Linked DNA regions of Homo sapiens: region 1 is linked to region 2. A link is an interaction called in ENCODE POLR2A ChIA-PET data of the cell type or tissue named here. Cell type or tissue: OCI-LY7. All regions are shown on one strand. Each heading gives the region's core, and the rest is flanking DNA. Links, peaks and the distances in the headings are about the cores only.

Evidence for each region. Peaks named below come from ENCODE experiments on the same cell type or tissue, not always from the same donor. Only the 100,000 strongest peaks of a DNase experiment are listed, where the experiment ranks them.
Region 1: POLR2A ChIA-PET joins it to region 2 with 13 read pairs; 2 of 35 experiments call an interaction of 5 or more read pairs at or near these places.

Annotation. Positions count from the first base shown.
Region 1 is chr11:6,203,207-6,211,616 of GRCh38, forward strand. C11orf42 (chromosome 11 open reading frame 42) reads left to right here and starts at 2,351. Exons shown (of 3, transcript NM_173525.3): 1 at 2,351-2,481; 2 at 6,644-7,442; 3 at 7,706-7,929. The coding sequence starts at 2,410. The coding sequence ends at 7,836. It overlaps FHIP1B (FHF complex subunit HOOK interacting protein 1B), which reads right to left. Exons shown (of 12, transcript NM_001098794.2): 12 at 8,139-8,410. The coding sequence ends at 8,300. In OCI-LY7, for the core only: no CTCF peak of the experiment used is centred there; no DNase peak of the experiment used is centred there.
Region 2 is chr11:6,093,885-6,102,301 of GRCh38, forward strand. No RefSeq gene overlaps it. Among named protein-coding and RNA genes, the nearest start is that of OR56B4, 9.6 kb to the right of the region's middle. In OCI-LY7, for the core only: CTCF peaks have their summits at 5,946 (motif pointing left) and 6,146; a DNase peak (open chromatin) is centred at 2,737; H3K4me3 peaks cover 1,237 bases; H3K27ac peaks cover 1,061 bases.

The sequences.
Region 1 (8,410 bases), core at 411-8,410, 110 kb after region 2:
GCATAGACTGCATAGTGGTAAAGTCACCACAGTCCACCATCCCTGCACCTACCTCATCCCTCCCCTTCTCATTCTGGAATCCCCTCGGGATCTGGATGTACACCATTCTCTATCAGTCACTCTCATTGTCTCTGTACCACTGCATCTCTGTCTCCTTGCACCATTTGTCAGTTTTATCCCATATCTATGTCTCTTGTCCTTGTGTATGTCTCTCTCTTGCTCTATCTCCACCTGCCTCACTCAGAATTCTTTCCTGGAGAGAACAGAGGTGCAGCTATACTACACCAGGTGACCTCTTTTTGTCAACCATAATCAAAATGTGCTAAAGGAAGGAATTTGGTTTCACTTGTCTTAATAAGAAACTTGGGGTTTCTGATTCGGCCCATCGTGGCTCCTCTCTTATCCTGCCCATTTCCTTTTCACTAAACCACTTGGTACTTTCCATCTGGCAGACACTCCTCCCACCACACACTAAAGTGAGCCAAAGGAACGTGTTGGTTAAAGGTTCAGTCAAGCAGACTTTTACCTGAATCCTAGATCCTCTATAAACTCACTCTATATGCTTTGGAGTAATTATTCAACCTCTCTGAACCTGTTTCTTTGCTTGTAAAATGAGATAATAGTAGTAACTACTTCAAGAGGATACCAAATGGATTAATATAATGAATTCAAAGTATTTTGCACAGCTCCTAGCACAAAAGAGCTCAATATTAATATTTGGCATAATTCCTCTCCTGGAAATGTTTGATATTAATTCCTCTCTGGAAAATAGGACCACACCCACTGTAAAACCTTTGCTCAAAGACCCAGCACCCATATTCATAGCTTTATCTAAGGAGACCTGCCCTCCCGAGGCCAGTTACATCTCCTTTAGGAAAATTTTACTAACACTCTTTCCCACCACTGCAGGACCTTTGCCTATGCCCCCACTCATACCACCTCAGCCAGCTCCGATGACAGCCAACTTTGTGGGACTGCTCTACAGAGCTATGCCGGGCTGGGCTAGGGGAGGATACCTCCTACACACAAGAGGTATTCCTGGGCACAAAGGAGACTCTCCAGAGGGACTCAGAGAAAGGACTCCTTGAACAGATAAGGTACGGAGTAGAAAAGTTAACTACAGGAAAGGCTCTCTAGAATGGTTCTTCTTTAGCAAAACACAGTTGAGATCTCTGGACAAAGACGCAAAGGAGATAACACATAGCTAATATTCCAGCTCTTATCTAGCTACTAGGCACAAATCAGACTAGGACAGGGAGTGGAGCATGAAGAAATTTTTTCTCAAATTTACCTGGGTAATTCTGGCTTCCTGAAAATTCTCTCGTTACTAAGGCAACATTATCCCAATTATATTCTTACCCTCCACATTGTCACACTGCTCAGCACAGCAACCTCCTACACACACCTGGTTTTCATTGCAATTGTAACCCACCCATTAATAATGGTTTTCAACGTAAGTTATGCATTAAAATTGCCTGAAGAGCTTTTAGAAATTGTGATGCCCAGGCACACCCCAGATCAATTAAATCAGAATCTCTGGCACCAGTAATTGATCCAGGCAACAGTAATTTTTAAGCTCCCAGGCAATTCCAAAGTGCAGCCAAGGCTGGGACCACTGCTTGGTTCTCAGTATAAGCCCTGATCTATATAGTCATGCATTGCTTAACAACAGGGTATGTTCTGAGAAATGCATCCTTAGGCAATTTTATCATTGCGCAAACATCATAGAGTGTACTTACACAAACCTAGATGGTATAGCCTACTACACAGCTAGGCTCTATGGTATAGCCTATTGCTCTTGGGCTACAAATCTGTACAGCATGTTACTGTAGTGAATACTATATGAAATTGTAACACAATGGTATTTGTGTATCAAAACATACCTAAACATAGAAAAAGTAAAGTAAAAACATGGCATTATACTCTTATGGCGTCAGACCACTGTCAGTCACATATCATTTTCCAAAACACTGTTAGGTGGCTCATAACTGTACTTCTCCCGTGTCCTTTAGGACCCCAATCCAACCTCACAGAGAAGCATCTGCAGCTAAGATAGTAAATTGCTTCAGAGATGCTGCTGAAGGGAGGAGAGGCCTGATCCTGTTTCCTTAAAGAACTCAGACCAAGAACTACACACACACATACACATATACAAACACACCCTAACAGACCCTGCATTTTCTTCCCCTAATGCAGGAGGATGGATAGGTGACTCAAGAGTAAGAATTACAGACTGCAGTGAAGCTAGGAAAGTCACTGTCCTCCCCCTATCCAAGGTACAATTATCTAGCAGGACCTCTATGATGTCATGCAGTGGTTTAGGGCCCAAGACCTCAGGTCTCACCTCCCTGGGCTGCCTGGGGTTCCTGCAGCAGCCACTGCCCTGCCCAATCCCTCCCATACCCCACCATGTTGGTGGGTACCCCCAACCTGCTGACACTGGATGAAGCTGATGCCACCTGGACCCTCATCAAGGATAAGGTAGGTAAAGTAAGGAGGCTAAAGAGGAAGCAACGAAGTGTGACCTGCATGGGTCTCAGCAGCTTGTGAGTAGGAAGGGGTGGGAAGTCTGAAAACAATAATAACCAACATTTACTCACTGCTTCCATATGTGCCAGGCACTGCAGTAAAGTTATTGGCACGAACCGCCCCATTTAATGACAACTACAAAAACAGTAAAAAAGGTTCACTGAAAAGCAACGTATAGGGAATTATGAGCAAAGAGGAGATACGCTAAGTCAGGGGTGAGACAGGAGATCAGGAAGGCTTCCTGGAAAGAGTGACATTCTAGCTAGGCAAGCAGGAGTTATTCACACAAAGAGGGAGAGGAGAACCTGACAAAAAGTGCTTAATAAATACCTGAATTAATGAGCATGGGAGGGTGGTGAGTGTATAGTAATTTAATAGTAATTAAATGTAGAGTATTTGTAAAAACAAGGAGAGGAAAAAGAACAACTCATATTTGAGAACTCCTAATAATCTTCTAGAGCAGAGTTCAAAGAAGCAGTGGTAAAAATAAAGCCAAAGAGATATAGGGGCTAGTCTTAGAACCAGGACTTCCTATAGAACCAGCTTCCTATAGAATCTGAACTTTATCTGAAACTCTTTCACAGATCTCCTCCACCTTAACTTCCACAAAATAAGAAATTTGGATTTTGAGGCAAATTTGTATATTTTAAGGAGCAGGACAATCTCAGCTGTATCTGGGTTGCAGATATCCAACAAATCCTACCAAATCACTTTTCAGCTGCAGACTGGAAATTTCAGATCAGAGAATTTAGAATCAGATTCTATGTGATTTGAAGGAAGGTGAATTTAAAACATTCATAGAAGTCAGCCTACCAGGCTTAAAAAAAAAAAAAATCTTAAAGCAGTGCCTACCACACTCAAAGAAGATTTAATGGCATGCTGCTTCCATTCCAAATAGGGTAGCTGCTTACCACAAAGGCCAGCTTCCCAGGGAAGCAAAAACTGGAGAGCTCAAGGTCTTCCCAAGTATTAGAGCAACTGGTTTCAGCAGTGTAGAAGGTTGGTCCTGGACTAGATCAAGCAGAATTAGATTGAAAATAAACAGTCTCCCACTATTAGAAAGCTATGCCATCTCTGAGTATCAGAAAAACTCACTATCCTATTTAAATTGAAAATTGTCAGGAAAATCGGGGTAGAGATATGCAGGATAAATCACTGGCATTACGGGGCAAATTCAAGGATTAGGTCACCTTTAAGTGACCTGGTTTCCTGTGTCCAAAACCACGGACAGTTTACTGAACATATGGTAAAAACATTTGGCTAAACAGAATGTGGCTCAAGAGCTCCACATTCAGAATTTGAAGCAACCAAGAGACATCTAGGAAAACAATATTCCACCATCACTTTCCTGGGATGCCCCTGGAAAACCTAAATTTGTGGGCCTAAGGTCCATATAATTTCTATGAAGAAGCAGAAGTTCAGTAGGAGCACATAGTAGTCTTAAATAGTGATTCTACCAAGAACACAGTCTCCCTAACAAAGAACCGAGCTCCTTATTTTTCCTATTTTAGGATAACCACTGTGGCTGTCAAGGTTAAGGAGGGTTAGAATTAGACAACTTAATGCCTGTCAGCATATAGGAAGAGCGTATGGGGAATAAAGAGCCTCCAGCTAAACCAGAGATTCACCCTTTTAGCAGAAACTTGGATAATAAGCACCAGATATATTAAATGTCACACTCCTATCAGAGGGGCCTCTTCTAGAGACACTCCCATTTGTCTTATTTGTGTAGGATCCTTGACACCAAAGGAGCAGTTAGTGTGAGATTCTGATGTCATGCTTGGTGCCTCTGATTTCATGGTCATGGGGCAAAGCATTGCATCCAAAAATGTCAACCCACCAGTGTTCTGCTCTCTCCCTGGAAACGCAACTGGTCCTTCTCAGAGCCCCACCCAAAAGGAAGTGTTTTCCAGTGAAGCAAAGGAGAAGGAATGATGGGAAACTGTCCCATGCAGACCACAAAAGAACATCAGTTATTCCTTCAGCCAGGTGACAAGACAGTAGTCTACAAGCTACCTCAGCTTATCCAAGGTGCAGATGCAACTCCATAGTTAGCTACCTTCCTCTTATGCTAGGAGGCAGTACTTCCAAAACAGCTTTGTAGAAAAAGCAGATCAGCCTTAAGGAGCCACTGGTGAATTCTACCAGAAGGCCAACAAAGAGGGCAATGCCATCAGTAGGGGCATAGATGTGCGAAATTTGGTCCTGGAGGTAGGGAGTAGAGTACAGCACTGTAAGCACTGGGCTCAAATATAAGAGATGCCCAAAGAGGAAATTCTGTGTGCCCTTGCTCCCTAGTAGAGCAGAGAACCAGAAACATCAGCCACAAAATCCTGAATGGGTTGAAACCATACTTAAGTACAATTACTAGAGAGGCTCTTATAGGTTTCCCAATTAGTCATGAAATAAACTTTCCAGGGTTACCAACCCCAAAAAGGCCATGATGAAACAAACAAACAAACAAACAAACAAACCACACACACACACACACGATTAACTAAAATCCCTGAAAGTATACCGTAACTAACATTATAAAGATGAGGCCTCAAATTCCCTACAAGAACTACCCCTTGCAGCTAGGGTAGAAGGCATATACTATGAGGTAAGAGATATGGTATAAGAATGGACATTCCAAATCTATTTCTGCGTAACCTACTATTGATTAAAGACATCACCCATGTAACCAGTCACCTAAGAAGAATCCTTAAAGATTCTTTTCTCTTTTTCTTGAGACTCTGTGGAGTGCAGTGGTGCCATCTCGGCTCACTGCAACCTCCGCTTCCCAGGTTCAAGCAATTCTCCTGCCTCAGTATCATGAGTAGCTGGGATTACAGGCGTGTGCCACCACACCCAGCTAATTTTTCTATTTTTAGTAGAGACAGGGTTTCACCATGTTGGTCAGGATGGTCTCCAACTCCTGACCTCAGGTGATCCACCTGTCTCGGCCTCCCAAAGTGCTGGGATTATAGGCATGAGCCAGGGTGCACAGCCGAGGATTCTTTTTTCCCTACCTCCTGAGTGACTAAGTTCTACTAATTCTATAACCTAAATATCTCTAATATCTTCCCTCACTATTTTAGTTCAGGACCTTATTATGCCTTGCCTGGAGTATTGCAATACTCTTATTTTATGACTTCCTATTAAAAATTAGCTTTCTGGCCAGGCGCGGTGGCTCACATCTGTAATCTCAACACTTTGGGAGGCTGAGGCAGGCGGACTGCCTGAGCTCAGGAGTTCAAAACCAGCCTGGGCAACAGAGTGAAACCCCATCTCTACTAAAAATACAAAAAACTAACCAGGTGTGGTGGTGGGTGCCTGTAGTTCCAGCTACTTGGGAGGCTGAGCCAGGACAATCACTTGAACCCAGGAGGCAGAGGTTTCAGTGAGCCGAGATCGCACCACTGTACTCCAGCCTAGGCGACGAAGGAGAACCGACTCAAAAAAAAAAAAAAAAAAAAAATTAGCTTTCAGAAACACCTATCTGATCCTGTTCCTCCTACCCAGAGGCCTTCAGGCGGCTTCCCACTGCCTTCAGGACAAAATTCACTTGACATACACACAAGCCTTTCATAATCTAGTTCCTGTGTGCCTTTCCCTCCTCATACCATACATACCAGCAATATAAAATTATGTGTTCCTAAATGTGCCCCCCTTGATTTGTAAATTCAAGTTTTTTCACCGACTCTTATGCCTGAATTGACCATTCTCCTACCTAGATAATTGCTTCAAAACTCAAGTATCACCATCTAGAAACCTTCCTTGATCCTCTTTCCATGAAAGGTAAAGACTGTTCAATCACTTCCTGTCTCCTTCACACCTTGCTCTCTATTAATATTTTACATAGCAGACTGTTTACATTTTTGTGTTCTCCAGTAGACTAAACTATATTAGGACAAAGACAAAGTCTCATTCTTTTATGTTTTCCCAGTACTTAGATAGTTTGACACGTAAACATTCAAGGTTTTGCTGCCGGAGAGCTGGGAGGTAAGCAGAAAGCATAAATCTGAACACATTATAGAGATGTAACTGAACGTGAACCTGGGGGTCAATTTAAAGTAGGCAACCAGTTAACTTCTGACCCTAAGTCCCTGACCTATAAACTGGCCACCTGCAGGTCATCGAGGAGCACTTTGGGCCCAATGCAGTAGCAGTACCTTTCCTGTCAGATGCAGCCTGCTATGACCTACTGGGTGTGCTGGTAAAACAGTCCCGCCCAGCCCATACCCGCCTGGCTTTGCCAGGTCGGCAGGGCCGGAGGGCACTGAAACCAGTGGGGCCACTACCAAGCCTCCTGGAGCAGGCAGGATCTGAGGGTGCCTTCGCCCACTGCACTCGGGAATACTCACCAAATGGCCGAGCAGAGAGAGCCTATGAAGAGACGCGAATGTTGGATGGACAGCCCTGCAAGATCCGCCTACATATGGGTGACCTGCGCAAGAAGGTTGCCTTCCTGTTGCTGCCACCAGGGCAGGTGAGCCTACAGCAGACTCTTCCCTGGCTCCGAAGCACCCACAGCATCTATGTCATCTACCAGGTCTTCTCTTGTTCCTGGCTGCAGCTGGGGCTGACGTCTACAGCCCGTGAGCCCCAGCTCCTCCGGCTACTTCGGTCATTACCTGTTGCCTTCTCCTGCCTCAAGTTTTCACTGCAGTCTAAGGGCGTGCTGGGACCACAGAAGCCTCTCACTAAAGACCCATTGCCCCATGGGGCCAACTGGGTCAGACCCAACCTCAGCATCATGCCGCCTCTGGCCCCCACATCAGCACCTGCTGATACAACTGAAGCTGCTGATGTGCCCCCACCTGTCCCAGCCCCACCTACGCCACCTCCCCAGGAAGGGCCAGAGGACAAACCCACCAGATTCTCCTACAAGGGCCGAAACCCCTTCTGGAGGGGGCCCCAGATACTGTCAGGTACTACTAGGGGAAATGATGATGAGATGGATGGGAGGGACAAAGTGAAGGAGGGAGAAGGCATGAGAATTAAGTATGTGAGGAATCCATTACTCAGCACAGGGCTCTGGTGAAAGAGATGGAATGAGGGAGACTGGGGAGGGTGAGATGGAATGAGGAGGCCCTAGGAAGGGGATTGGGATGGCACAGAGGACCAGAGGGAAAAGCTAGGGGGGGAAAAGACCAGCCATGAGTCAAGCTGTGACTATCCCCAACCCTGGCAGAGAACTGGCTCTTCAGCCCCCGCAGCCCTCCACCAGGAGCCCAGGGTGGGGGCCCCAGGGACCCCGACGGGCACTCCATGTCCCTGCCCCTGCTGCAGGGTCTATCCTCAGAGTTCGACAGTGACGACTGAAGCTGAAGCAAAAGATTCCGGGGGCAAAGCCCCCAAGATCTGGCATAGGGGTACTGGTCTCTAATAAACATCAGCTGCTGCTCCCCCAAACCATCCTGGGCCCATGCTGCTTATTCCTTCTGGGATCCAGAGAAGAGGGAAGAGTCCCTTCACCCTCTAAGGGCATAAGGGGTACCTTGAAACCTTGGCAGCAATGTCCTTACCAAAGAGAAAATACTTCTGACCACCTCCCCGACTATGTACAACCTTTTCTGGGGCCCCAGCCCCACAGAAAAAAATGGGAAAGAAAAATGAGCACAGAATAGAGATTTCCCTTTTATACATATTGCAACAAGTTCTCCATAAAACATTCATCTGAAATAAATTAAAAAGTCCTTTTGCCACTGCCTCCAAACATAAAAAGGAGCCTGTGCCCTAGCCCCAGCCCGGGCCACCCATGGCCCTGATTGTCCATGGAAGAAAGTTAAGGATTGAGGGGCCCACAGCCTGAGATGAGAGGGCCAGATCCTTCCTCTGAAGTCTCCAACAAGAAAGGCGAGGTGACGGCATGAGCCTGGGAGATGGCAGCCAACTC
Region 2 (8,417 bases), core at 209-8,208:
TAGCTTAATAATATATCTTACTTGCATAGTATGAATTCTTCAATCTTGTTCTCTAATGAACTTTGATGTAAAACCTGTCACCAGGCTACAGATTATAGGTTAGCTTTTCCAGATATGTCAATAGGAATTTTCAAACATGTGAATGAAATCACAATAATCTCATTATATATTATCAAATTTATGAATATCATGCTGATGGGAAGGCATTAGAGTATAAGCAATTTTCATGAATCTGCCCTTTATTTTTTCACAAGCCAATAGTCCCAAGTTTTCTATTGATTGTAACTCTTAACACTCATGAAGGCTTGGATCAAAATGCCTGGCCATACAAATCTTAGCCAGTTTATTTTCAAAATTTTATTGTATCTTATTAAGTCTGAGTGATAGGAAGAAAGGGGCACTCTTTAGTTTGTAGGGCTTTACAGAGTTTCTTTATACTCATATGTAGGATGTGGGCCTCTCACTCAATAGATAAGATTGTCATAAATCAGGAAATTCAAACTTCCTTTAAAAACATAATTTCTGTTTCAACACTACTCATACAGGAAGTTAATAAGACGAGATTTTTTTGTCACCACAGTCCATAGTAACTAATCTCCAAAATATCCACAGATGTTATACTCAACCTCTGTCTTATGAATTCTTTCTTTCCTAATAACCTGAACCTTTCTCTTTCAGGATTTGTGCCATCTTCTTAATCTCCACCATCCAGCCTGGACTTGATACTTTAAATGGACTTAACACCTATATATGTACAAGTTTTATTATCTGATTTCTAGCATCATGAATCAATCCCCTTCAAGGAACAGATAAAAAAGCCCATCCCTTGATAGGACAGACAAAGTACAAAACAAATTGGCATAGAAATATGTCTCCATAAAAGTTTTCAATAATTTCTGGTTGATGTTTATTGTCAGTCATAGCAATGGATATTACCAAAGAAAATAATGTGGGTTGAAGAGAGACCAGAACACTGGACAGTACTTGCATTTGAGAGGTAACTAGAAAACAAATGAAAATGAAGAGTCCTTAATTTTCATTTGTTTTCTAGTTACCTCTCAAACGCAACTACTATCTCAAATGAAAATGTGTGGCACTGAATTTGGTAGCATTAAAAAGAGAGTTTATTAAAGTATTTGGATTCAATATCAATATGTTTACTGTATATTATTATACATAACAAAGTGTGAAGATATGGCATTATGGCAGCTAAGAGAAAATATGACTCCAACTTAATATTTATTGAACATCTATTATCAGCTTGCTACCCTGAAAGATACTAGGAATAAAACAGTGAATAAAACAGGCACAGTTGCTGCTATCTGACAATTTAAAGTAATGATGAAAAGAGAAACACAATTCCATCCAATAATATCTCCAAGATGGCAGACTGGAGGCATTGTTAGCATGCCTCTCCCACTTGGAAAGGAAAAACAGTGAGTAGAGATTCATGCTGTGAACTTTTTTCCAAGAAGCAACACTGGAATTTAACAGAAAAACTGAAGAAAACCACAGACCCTCTGAAAGAAGTGGTGGGCTACAGCCTACACTGTGATCCAGGCAGAAAACTGTAAATCCCCGGAGTGTGAGAGGGGAATAAACTGCCTTCGGGATATAAATTCCCACTGGAGAACCTGGCAATCCAGACCACAGGGGAAGGCCTTAACCCTACCCAGCGCTGGAGCTTAGCGAGCAGTCCAGAGTATATGAGAAGGAGCAACATCAGAACGTGCTTTACATGCACTCCCAGTCTCCAGAGGTGATGGAAAGAAGCCACTCTAGGACTTACCTCACAGGGGACCCCATAGAAGTCAGCCAGTTAACTCAGGCAGCAGTCACATGTTGAGAGAACCTCCCAACTGAGCTTCATGATATAATCTCAAGTGTGGACAAACTTCCTTGGCCTGAACTGAGGGGCGAGTGGGAAGTGGGTTGTAGCTACCTGCATAGAAACTGGGTGCCCCGGATTCATGGGCATACTGGGAGGGGCATGACCTGAAAGCTGCAGTTTCTGTCTCCCCCCTGGAAGGCTTGTGGCCTGGGGCAGTTTTGAGTTCTCAGTGCAGACTGCCTGGAACCTAGCTAGCTGATGCTAGTGGAACACTGAGGGTATGAGACCTGCCTTGCTATGCATATGGGAGCTGGGTGGGGCTTATTGCCACCTGCTAATCCCCACTCTCTGTGTGGAGTATTTTGTGCAGAAGAGACAGATGTGCTCCTCCCTGGAACATTACCACAGTGGCTACAGAAAAATCCCTCCAATTCTCAATGGGGCCACTGATTGTGCCTGCATGTGGAGAGACAGAGCATGGATTTATCTGACCCAGCCCCCACTGGCTTTGCCTCCCCACCTGGCTTTGCCTCTCCACCTGCCTTGGTAGCTTAACACAAAGGACAGAACCTTTAAAGAACTTTATGTACCTATCCATTCCCTGAGACACCACAGTATCTCTCCTGGGTAACATAAGGCAAGCACAAATTCCACCGCTACCTCTGCAGCTGATGTTCTTTTCCAAGTGCCATTTCCTGGATGGAAGCCAACCAACACAGTCCATTACAGCATCTGCAGGCAGAATAACAGTGCCCAAGAAGGAGAAAACTTGTATGTGACCTCAGCTATCACTATTGCCTGCATTACCCTGGATAACCAGGAGGTCCTGAGTCTGTCCACATGACCAGTTCATTACTACTACAGCTGGCATTTGAGAAAGCCAACACACCAAGGCTATTTATAACCAAGAATATCACAGAGCCTACATCACTTCCTGGCCACCTGCATCAGACTTGCTGCTGGTACCCGCTTCTGGGAGACTTGAGGAGAGGTCACATAACTAGATCTCTTGCAGACATTTCCCAGCGCTGTCCTGGAATGTGGCAGCCCCACTGGCTGGCTGCACCAAGAGGACCAGCAGCATTCACAGTAGTCCAGCCCCCAGAAACTTCTAATTCTAGGGGAAGAAGGAGTGCACAACATCAAGGGAGTACCCCATGGGACAAAAAAAAAAATCAGATGGCAGGTCTTGAGTCCCAGAACATTCCACTTATGGGAAGTTTCTTTCAGCAGAGGCATAGGTGCAGTGCTGGGTTTAGTGGAGAAGGCCTGTGGCTCTACCCTAATAGTCAGGCAACCCTGGTGCTCGTGAAAGTTCTTGGAAAAAGACACTTTTCTCCCCATCACTCACCATGGCAGGCACAGATAGAGTTTCTCCCATGAGATCTCAGTGTGGTTGCACGTGTTGTCGACCTTTCAGGAACACTTCAAAGTGACTACATACCCATAGGAGAATTGCCCTCCAGGTTCAGGATTGCTATGAGGGGATAGAGTCCCAATCCCTCTCTAAATGGAATATCAACATCATTGCAGATGAAAAGTGGTGCCTGTCTGATCTGAATAGCCAGCTCACTGGGTCAGGAGTGTGACCAGGAGGTGAAAGACTTTCTTGCTGGCCTGGCAGGGGAGCTGAGGCAGCTCCCTCCCTTTCCCCTGAAAAGACTTCAGTGCTTTTCACTGAGAACTCCCCCAGCTGCCTCTGTCAAGGCTGGAACCTCTGCCCATCATGGGGTATTGTATTTACCCACCTGCTTTATCCAAGCAAGTTTTTACCTATGGACACCTCCCCTACTGCCCTGAAGCCTGAGCTGTTCAACCCAGTAAATAAAATATTGGGAGGAAAATAAATTAAAAATAGTGTACACTACTGGGGAACAAGATAAGCTTCAAGAGATCTCTATCATTCCAAACCCACAGGAGACAGCGAACCTGCTCACACACCAAACACATTGCTACTGCAACCTGCATCTGAAAAAGCCATTATACAAAGACTCTCTATAACCACGGAACTTGTACAGAGTCTTCATTCCAGAAAGCACCCAGAGCCAAATTAGGTTACAAAAACTATAATCATTAAACTCACATCCTCAAGGGGAAAAAAAGAAACTACAAAAACCAGCTGAATCCAAAATAAATTCAAAAATTAATTAGAAAAAAATCGTGTACCCAAATGAGAAGGAACCAGAATAGTAATTCTGGCAGTATGACAAAACAGGGTTGTATAACACTCCCAAAAGATCACATTAGCTCTCCAGCAATGGATCCGACTCAACATGAAATCCTTTAAATGCAAGATAAAGAATTCAAAAGGTTGATTATTAAGTTACTCAAGAAGAAACAATAGAAAGGTAAAAACCAACAAATAAATCTAAAAATTCACAATATGAAGGAAAAACTTGCTAAGGAGATAGATATTTTAAAGAAAAACCAATCAGAACTTCTGGAAATGAAAGACACATTTATGTAATTACAAAATGCAGTAGAAAATTTTTAAACACAAACTACGTGAAGTAGAATAAATAATTTCAGAGCTTGAAGAAAAGGTTTTTGAATTAACCCAATCAGACAAAAATAAAGAAATAAAGAGAAGAAATTAGCAAAGTCTTAAGGAAATATGGGATTATGTAAAATAGCCAAACTTAAGAATCATTGGTATTCCTGAAGGAGAATAACAAGCAGAAAGTTTGGAAAAATTATTTGAGGAAATAATTGAGGAAAACTTCCCTGTCCATGCTAGAGATTTAGACATCCAAATACAAGAAGCCCAAAGAACTCCTAGGAGATTCACTGGAAAAAAGATATCACCAAGGCATATAATTATCAGGCTATCCAAAGTCAATGTGAAGGAAAAAATTCTAAGAGCAGTAAGACAAAACCATCAGGTAGCCTGTAATAGAAAACCTATGAGACCAACAGTAGACTTCTCAGCAGAAACCTTCTCAGCAGAAACCTCAGCCAGAAGGGATTGAGGTCCTATCTTTAGCCTTCCTAAACAGAGTAACTGTCAGTCAAGAATTTTGTATCCAGAAAAGCTAAGTTTCATAAATAAGAAATAAAGTATTTTTCAGACAAGCAAATGTTGAGAGAACTTGTCACCACCAAACCAGCTCTATAAAAATGTTAAAAGAAGTTCTAAATCCTGAAACCAAAAGTCAATATGCATCAGAATAGAACCTCTTGAAAGCATAAAACTCACAGGGCCTATAAAACCATAATGCAATGAAGAAAACAATGTATCTAAGTAACAATCGACATGATGAATGGAACAGTACCTTCCATCTCAATATTAATGTTGAGTGTAAATGGTCTAAATGCTTCACTTAAAAGATATGGATTGATAAAATAGATAAAAATTCACAAACCAAATATTTACTGTCTTTAAAAGACTCACCTAACACATAAGGATTCTTATAGACACAAGGTAAAGAGATGGAAAAAGATATTGCATGCAAATGAAAACCAACAGTCCACAGGAGCAGCTATTCTTATATCAGATAAAACAGACTTTAATGCAGCAACAGTAAAAAAAAAAAAAAAGGCAAAGAAGGTCATTATATAACAATAAAAGGATCAATCCAACAAGAAGATATTACAATCCTAAATATATATGCACCAAACTCTGGAGCTCCAGAGAGTAGATTTTAGGTCCTCCTACCACCAAAACAAAAAACAAAACCAAAAAAAAAAAAACAGAAAAGTTGCTACATGAGATGGTGGAATGTTAATTTGCCTCACTGTTAATAATCAACATGCATATATATATCAAAGTATGCTATACACCTCAAATATATATATATATATATATATATATATATACACACACACACATACATACATACACACACACACACACACACACACACACACACACAAATAATTTTTAAACAGCCATTGCCATTTCTAAGCCTGAAAAGCAGTGGGAAGAAATAGTTCTTAATACTGACAGGAGCTATGCAGAGGGGAACCACCTGACAGGATCAGTGGTTTTTAGTAGAGAAACACAGGCACTGTCAAACAGTGAGCCAATAGGAAGAGAGTCAGAAAAATAAATCCTCTACTTATAGTCCCTGCTGCCCTCTGATCTCCCACCAGTGCCTCCCCCTGGCCAAATCCAACAATAAACCAGAGGCCGTAGATTTTAAACTCTGTGGATACAGAGCAAGGTGGGAAAGACATCTGGAGAGACAGACAGGAAATAGCCAACAAAGGGGGCATCTGCATTTTATATATGTGTGTATATGGAGAGAAAACCCACGATAAAGGAAGTGGTAAAACATGAAGTATAGACTAGAAAATACATCCACTGGAAAATGGCTCCTGAAGAGGCTGAATTGAGCTGTTTGTATTGGGGAGAGGAACAGACATTCAGGGATTCACACCAGAAGGAGGGACACCTCCTCCCAACCCTTCATCATGACACAGAAGACTATCTAAGAGTGCTTCCCATGGGACTAGGGGCTGAGTAATTCTGTTCCCTAAGTTGAGTCTGATACTCCTCTAAAATCATGGGGAGGTCACTTGGGGTGGTGATGAGAAAACTCCAAGTATTGAGGCACACAGGAAGAAAATTAGAGGAAGCCTCATGGAGCACATAGGGAGTAGCAAAGAAGGTCCAGGGCATCTTGGTGCTCCAATTTGTTCAATAGCCCAAACCCCACGGGAGAGAATGAGACGTACTCTCAGCAACAAAGTGATAAAAGAGAGGTGTAGCCAAGAGAACAGAAGCAGCCACAGAAAGCAATTCCATTTAGAAAGGATCTGTCCTGGATCTCCTAGCAGGGAGGAACCAAGAGGCCAGAGATGAGAAGCTGTTTCCTTTTCTGTTCATAGGTCTCTGTCTTGGTTGCTGCTGCCTTTTTTTCTCCTTCCTCCCTGGCTTTCTCAGTTTGATCCTTCCAACTCTGGCCCTCTTTTCCCTCAAGATCCTCACCTGTGCAGAGACAAAGACCTGAGACCTGGAGAAAAAGTGAGAAAAAAGTGAGAAAAATGAATCTGAGGTCTTTTCTGGACATGCTGGAAACTTCCCTACCAGTGGAAGTACACACTCCTGCCTCATGGAGTCTGACACAGAGGAAGAGCTCTATAAATACTGAAGGAATGGTGAAAGCAGGAGATCCTGCCACTTAAATCACACATTTGAGACTCCCGAAAATAGTTATTGATTTCATCAATGCCCAATTAAAAAAAAAATTAAGAACTAGAAATAAACATCAAATCACCTAAATAAATAAAAACGTTTACCAGAAAAGGACTAGCCAGTGCCGTAGGAGAGAGAGCTCTAGAGAGGGTTTAAAGTTCAGAGCTAGAATAGATGTTGACTATCACCATTTCTTTTGTATAGTTTTGAAAATTCTAAATATTGTAATAATATGCAAAATAAAAATAAAAGTGTACATTATTCAAAACTATCGTAATGATAGGTAATACATTTTTCTTCCAAAAACAGAAAATTTGCAAGAGACAATAATTTAATAAAAAGCTGCTAGCTTTGGAAAGTACTACTGTAAAATAACTGTATTTTGGAAAACATTTCCTTAAAATTATAATAATCAGGTTTCTTAGGTAACAATAGCCAATTAGAAAGTATAATGGAGGGAGAAGGTAACAATAATGGAAAAAAAAATCCAAAAATACCTATGACAGAAAGGAAAAACATAATACTTCTGAATGGAAAGAATCAATGAGATAATGACATCACTTCTTCCATAATTGATTTACATGTTTTAATATAATACTCAAAAAATTACAACCAGTTTTTTATTAATTTTTAAAAAGTTATTTGAAGTTAGTAATAAGAATCTCTTCTACAAAATAGCAAATAAACTAATTCAATTGGTACATGCACTAAAACCAGAAAAGATTGTGCAGGCAGGCAGTGATCTTTGAATATATTTTAAAATTTAATATATGACAAAAAAAGGGCATTGCAAACTAATGGGGAAGAGAGGGGTTATTTACTGAATGGTACTGGAACAATGGTCTAGTTATTTGCGGGGGAATATTAATTTAGAGACTTTCTCGCTTTATCAGTTAAAAATTATTTTTTTAATAAATTTTTATAAAGAAAATGCAAACAAATGGTTATTGAAATACTGAATTTGGCAGGGTGTGTTGGCCCACGCCTGTAATCCCAACACTTTGGGAGATCCCAGCACTTTTGAAGACCGAGGCAGGCGGATCCTGAGGTCAAGAGATCGAGACAATCCTGGCCAACATAGTGAAACCCTCTCTCTACTAAAAATACAAAAATTAGCTGGGCGTGGTGCTGCACGCCTGTTGTCCCAGCTACTTCGGAGGCTGAGGCAGGAGAATTGCTTAAACCCGGGATCAGAGGTTGCAGTGAGCTGAGATCATGCCACTGCTCTCCAGCCTGGGCAACAGAGCAAGACTGTTTCAAAAAAAAAAAAAAACAAAAACAAAACTGAGTTTACATTATTAAAAGCTTACTAGTCATGAAATAATTAATTTTAAAAGTGCAAATGTTAGGACTACATAAAAGTTTAAATGTAGCCTGGTGCAGTGGCTCATGTCTGTAGTCCCAGCTTTTTGGGAGGCCAAGACGGGCAGATCACTTGAGCCCAGGAGT